Linked DNA regions of Homo sapiens: region 1 is linked to region 2. The links are chromatin loops, found by intact Hi-C in ENCODE. Cell type or tissue: spleen. All regions are shown on one strand. Each heading gives the region's core, and the rest is flanking DNA. Links, peaks and the distances in the headings are about the cores only.

The links. Peaks named below come from ENCODE experiments on the same cell type or tissue, not always from the same donor. Only the 100,000 strongest peaks of a DNase experiment are listed, where the experiment ranks them.
Region 1: it touches region 2 in a loop (2.8-fold over the local background); 22 of 110 quality-filtered maps call a loop at or near these places.

What each region holds. Positions count from the first base shown.
Region 1 is chr10:99,531,614-99,534,525 of GRCh38, reverse strand. NKX2-3 (NK2 homeobox 3) reads right to left here and starts at 1,584. Exons shown (of 2, transcript NM_145285.3): 1 at 1,037-1,584. The coding sequence starts at 1,394. RefSeq lists an enhancer at 1,363-2,254. In spleen, for the core only: no CTCF peak of the experiment used is centred there; DNase peaks (open chromatin) are centred at 510 and 1,575; H3K4me3 peaks cover 2,500 bases; H3K27ac peaks cover 2,500 bases; H3K27me3 peaks cover 2,500 bases.
Region 2 is chr10:99,434,906-99,437,817 of GRCh38, reverse strand. All of the region lies in intron 3 of GOT1-DT (GOT1 divergent transcript), which reads right to left. Among named protein-coding and RNA genes, the nearest start is that of GOT1-DT, 5.4 kb to the right of the region's middle. In spleen, for the core only: a CTCF peak has its summit at 1,655 (motif pointing left); no DNase peak of the experiment used is centred there; H3K27ac peaks cover 629 bases.

The DNA of each region.
Region 1 (2,912 bases), core at 92-2,591, 97 kb before region 2:
TAACGCTTGTGCATGGCTCAGGGACTTGTGTGTGTGTGTGGCTTATAAAAGACTACAAGCGAATGTTATGACGACATCTGTGTGCACTTTGAAAATGAAGTTTGATTGACTAGTTATAGACAGTTTCATGCCGATTTTCGGCTCTGGGAACTATGAGAGCATAGGCCTTGGCCTCTGCCACATCAAACCGCCTCTTGGGGAAAGACTGTGATTCTGTCCTCTTAAATACACTTCCTTGGGGACTTTATTTGATTATCCCATCTCCCTATCAATTCACTTCCCATCCGATGTGAGCAGCCAAGATCTCGGACTCAAGTTCGGCGCGTTTTCTATTAGGCCCGCAGCCTGGGACACAAAGCAAAACGTTACGGATTTTCAAAAAAGGCTGGCGCCTTAGGGATGTGAGAGCTATGGTCGCGCGGAATAGACATTGTTCCCACGCACTTTCCGATCATCTCCTCTCTCTCTACCGAGTGCCACGGGTTCAAGGACGCTGAGCTCCAAGCAGAGAAGGGAGGAAACCGCCCAGCTGGCCTCCACCAAAGTTCCTGCCCCTGCGGGTGCGAGAGACACAGGCTGCTTGGGCTGTCTTTTCGGAGAAGAAGGGGTGGCTGCCCTGGGCTAAGAGAACTCATCTCACCCTAGAGGGAAAACGAAAAAGGTCCAGGCTCCTGCCCTTTTTGGGGGAAGAGCCTTTTGGGGCGGGGGGAAGAGCAAAAATACTGCCAGTTATGAGGACCCAGGCGCTGAGCCCACGTCGCCTCTCAGCATCAGGGCAGCAGTAACCACCTTCCCTTCCCTCATTTCCCCCTTTTGGGGGGAGTAGTTGTCAGGGTCACCTCGTCCTTGTCTCTCCACCCCGGCTCCCTTGCAGGTACCTGCGCTTTGTGGAGCTGTCGGTGACCAGGGCGGAGGCATGGCCCCAGCCAAAGGGTAAAGGGATGGGCAGCTGCGCTGGCAAGGTCTGTGGGCTGTTTGTGTGCGCTCTGCCATTGCTCCAGGTGTGCGGGTGCGTTTTCTTTCCCCCTCTACTCACTTTGGCTCCGGTCCCTCACGACCTCGGGCTCCTCTTCATGTTCCTTGGGCTCGCTGCACGAGTCTCGCAGGACCGTGTGGACATAGCCCTGGGGACACAGCCCTGAATCCCCGTGGCCGTCTGCTGCGGCTAGTGAGTTCAAATAGGACAATTTCTCGCCCTCGTCTTCCTCGTCCTCCTCCCCTCCGTCAGAAAATTGCGTCCCCTCAGCGGCGGCCAGCATGCAGGGCGCAGAGTGGAAGTGGTGCTCCAAGTCCGCCTGCAAGTGCGCACCATGGAAGTGCTGGTGCTGCTGCTCCAGATTCAAAATGTCTTTGACTGAGAAAGGGGTGGAGGTGACCGGGCTTGGTAACATCATCAGGGCCACTTAATTGTCCAGTCCAAATAATAAATCCCGGCGGGGGCGGGGAGGCAGCGCGGCGGCTCCAGCTCTCCTCCTGGACTCCGCCGCTGCTGCCGAGTCGGGCTTTTGACAGACGCGGTCCCACTCCAGTCTAAATCGCCTCCATTGGCCGGGACCTGGGGGTCTGGGTTTTGTTACAGCCACTGCAGGGACTGGGGCCCGGGCTCCTAAGCCTCTGTCCGGGAGATTTGCGTCACGTTGGGGGGGCGGGGCTGGCGCCCCAACCTCCCTCCCTATAGGTTCTGGCTCATGTGGGCCACGCCCCCTGCTCTCTGCGAGTGGGATGTTGCGGCTCTACCAGAAATAGACAAGGACTAGTATAGAGTCCTGAAGTCCGAGACGCTGCGGGCGAGGCTGCACAGATCCGGTTCCTGAACCATTGATTCCCGCGTGGCTGCACCTTCCCGACCTAGGCCAGTTCTGGGAGGCTTGCTGTCCACGAACCAACGCCAGGGAAGGATGCCCCAGGAGTGTGTTTTTTTCAGCTGCTGCGCGGGGCAGGAAAACTTCCTGGCGGGTAAATACTGGGCGCTGGATCCACGAGGAGATGCAGTGTTTTATCTATCTATGGGTGGGCGACATGTCCTTTTTCAACTTGTTGCCTTTGCTCAAGCTTTCTCTCCACTTGGAACATGTTTCTGACACTTAGCCTCCACGAGTGGAAACTGTTCTCCAAGGAAGAGCTCCTAGATCGTCTAGCCGGAAGTCCCCTCTTTCAGGCTCTGAACCTGCAGCTTGTGTTAGCAAAGGACATGCATGTCACTTATCACTTCCCACTTAATTCTATAGCTGTATGTGCCTGCCTGGTCGCCCCAGTTAGACTGTAAGCTCCATGAGGGCAGTGTCCCGGGGTTGCTTTTGCCCTTGTATCCCTGGCAGCAGCCGCACAGAGCAGTATGTGAAAGGAAGATAGAGTTATGACTAAACTTTGGTATTCGACAGCTCTTGCTTGGCCTAGTCAGTGTGTGATCTTCGGCGTTTCTAAGTCTGTTTTCTCGTCTATAAAACGAAGGCAGTAATACCTTTTTTGGTTGTTGCTAGGGTTGAATGAGGCAAAACATGCCAGAATCTTAGTGCACGGCCTCACGCGTGTTAAGCGCTCAGTACGTGTCAACGACTGCTTTTCTGTATGGGAGGTCAAGCAGTGTTTGTTGACTGCATTGGTGGTGCGTGGCTGGAGTGTGGCACATACTGAGAGCAGGATCTGTCCTCACAAGGGAGGTGACCCAGCCTTGGCAGCCTTCTTTTCCACCTATTGAAATCAGGAGCCTGAATGTAGGCCTTGCCTCTCCGACAGGCTTTTAAAATTTCTCTACCTACACGCCTTCTGGCACCTTCATGAGGCCCTGGTTGTTTTCTGGGGGAGTCTATACAGTCCCCCACAGATTCTGGAAACTCTGAGCTGGAAACTCTGGGACCATCTTCTCCCACAATAGGCATTTGCTCGCTACCAGGCCTAGCCCAGTGAGGAGC
Region 2 (2,912 bases), core at 104-2,603:
CTTGGCCAACATGGTAAAACACCATTTCTACTAAAAATACAAAAACTTGCCAGGCGTGGTGGCAGGCACATGTAATCCCAGCTACTCGGGAGGCTGAGGCAGGAGAATCACTTGAACCTGGGAGGCAGCAGTTGCAGTGAGCCAGGATGGTGCCACTGAACTCCAGCTTGGGCGACACAGCAAGACTCTGTCTCAAAAAAAAAGAATTCTGGATGAAAAAGTCCTAGAGATGTGTTGCACAACAATGTGCATATAGTAAACACTAATATACAGTATACTTAAAAATGATTAAGATGGTAAATACATGTTTTTTTACCACAATTTTAAAAAGAGTTAATTATGTCTTGTGGTTTATGTTTTTAATCAACCAACAAATATTTGAGTACCTAGATACCTTATTGTGGAGGATACCAAGAAGTGCAATTGATGGTTTCAGTTCTCAAGGAACTAGCAACCAAGTTGGGAGAAAATATTGAGTATACATAAAAGTTAATTAACAATCTCAGGCAATAGAATGATACCAAATGAGGAGAAGAGACATAAAGTCTTCTAGGCAGGAATCTTTTTGGGCTACAGTGATAGAAATATTCATTAGGTACTTAAATGGCTTTCAAACCATTTTAATACATATTTTCTAAATTGACCCTTTTAATAAATCTAGGAGGTATTATCTCCATTTAACAGATGAAATAAAAGCTCAGAGACTGTAATTTGCCCAACTTCACATGGCAGAGCTGGGAACTAGACTCAACGTCTTTCAGTGCTTATTCCTAGTGGGATTTATCTAAATTGGCATTGAAGATTTGCTGCCAAAAGAGTTTTCAGGGTTAAACAGAATCCAAATGTGCTAGGATTACCATGGTTTTGTATTTGCTAAAATTAGAATTATTCTGTCAGCTTGCTAAAGAGCATCAAGTAACTTTAGTAAAAAATAACAGATCATTTTTTCTTGCTGTTTACCGGTTAGGGAAACTCAAATCATACTGTGATAGAATGACGACGAGCATACAAGGCTTCAATTTCACTACTTATACACAGCCATTTAGCCAACTGCAGTCCCATGAAAGACATTCTTTACCCATCTTGTCTGACACCACTCCTTAAAGTCATAATACACATACTGTATTTGAGCTAGTTCTGACCTGACCCACGTATGACAGAGAGCAACACTAACACAGCAGAATAAAGGCAGTGAATAAGAATTTAGAAGCACTTATCAGGGCTAAGACTATATGAGTTACACACATTTTTTAAAACTACATCCTGCTATTTCAGTAGATTGACTTCTATCCAGAACGTGCAGGAGCATTAGGTCTGTTCATACAATAACCCTATCTGATTACCCAGGGTCAAGCTACTGTTTATCTTTACTAGACAGAACCCATATCCTGAGTGGGGGACCTCAAACCTTCCGTGTTTTTTGCATTACCTGGTGCACCACTTCCAGGTAATGCAGGCTCTGACATTCTTTATACATAATCACCTAAACCATAATAAAAATACTCCAATTTTTTGTTTTTTTTTAATGGTAAAAGTAAACACAGACACAGGGGTCAGGAGCTTTGCCTTTATTTTCCTTCTCAAGAGTGCTCAACATTTTGCAAAAGAAGGATAGTGCTGCCCTCTACTGCTCAATGTTGAAATATTATTAATAAACGAGGTTCCTACTAGCTTTGTGTACTAGATTACCACAATTTATTACACTGTTTTAAACGAACCCTTTAAGAGTTATTTAAAAGACTGTGTTCTTGGCAAACACATTGAATTTGTTTCCTTCATTATCTCTTCATATACCTTCATCTTGTACCAAAGAGTAGGATTTTAGGACACGACACAACCAAAAGAAGGACATTACAACTTTGGGGAAGAAAGCTTAACATGGCTCTAGAAGTAAGAGACTGTACTGGTGATCCATTTAAGGAGAAACGGGGCAAGGAGAGGAAATTTTCTTCTGACTTCAAGGTCTGTAGCCTTCCCATTCTTCTGTTATTTGGAGTGTCTTCATTTGTTTTTTTGCTAAGGCAATCCATTTCCTTCTTTCTGTTTCTTTGGAGAAGGCTGCTGCCCCAGGATGTGGAGAGAATAGTGTTTCTAAAACATTTTTCTATTCTTCAGAAAAAGATAATATAGCTATACAAAGGGCTATCATTAACATTTACATTTTAATTAATTATTAATAAAGTTGTCTTATTACCTTTAAATTGCCTTGAGATTTTATAGATCTCTACAAAGACTTCTTGGAGGGCTCTAGATATTTTGAAAATTGTGTTCTCTGTTTTCTTTTCCATTTGAAAAATATTTCGGAGTACATGCCTGCAAGGGGCCAGATCAGGCAGACTTCAAAGAGAGTTTGCCTAACCATTAGCACCCTACAGCAACCCAGGGACGAATTTCCTCATATGACAATAGTAAAAACAATAATTTCTATAACTGTGTTAAATGTGTGTATATCAACACTAAGCAAAATTCTTTTTAAAAGTAAATTACATATAAGAATATTAAAACTCAGACACATCAAGTAATTTACTCAAAGTTTCAAAACTATAAGAGGCAAAGCTAGAATTTGACTCCAGGCCCCAGCCTACGTACTGTTCTAGTATACCGCTAGTAATTTAATAAAAAAGCTAAACAAATCTCAAAGGCAAGTGCTTGTAAACAACATCTGTGATGATAATAACGGTCCCAGTTAATACCTGAGTACTAAGTGTCAAGTACAATTCAGTTTTGTATGAAATCATTTAATTAAATTAAATCATTTAATCCTCATAGCAATCCCATGAGGTAGAACTATTATTATTCCCAGATGAGGAAACTGAGGCATACAGAGGCAATCTAGTTCCAGAGGCCATGCTTTTAACCATTATGCTAAACTGTTTCTTAAGCAACATACGAAAACTATACAACACAATTTC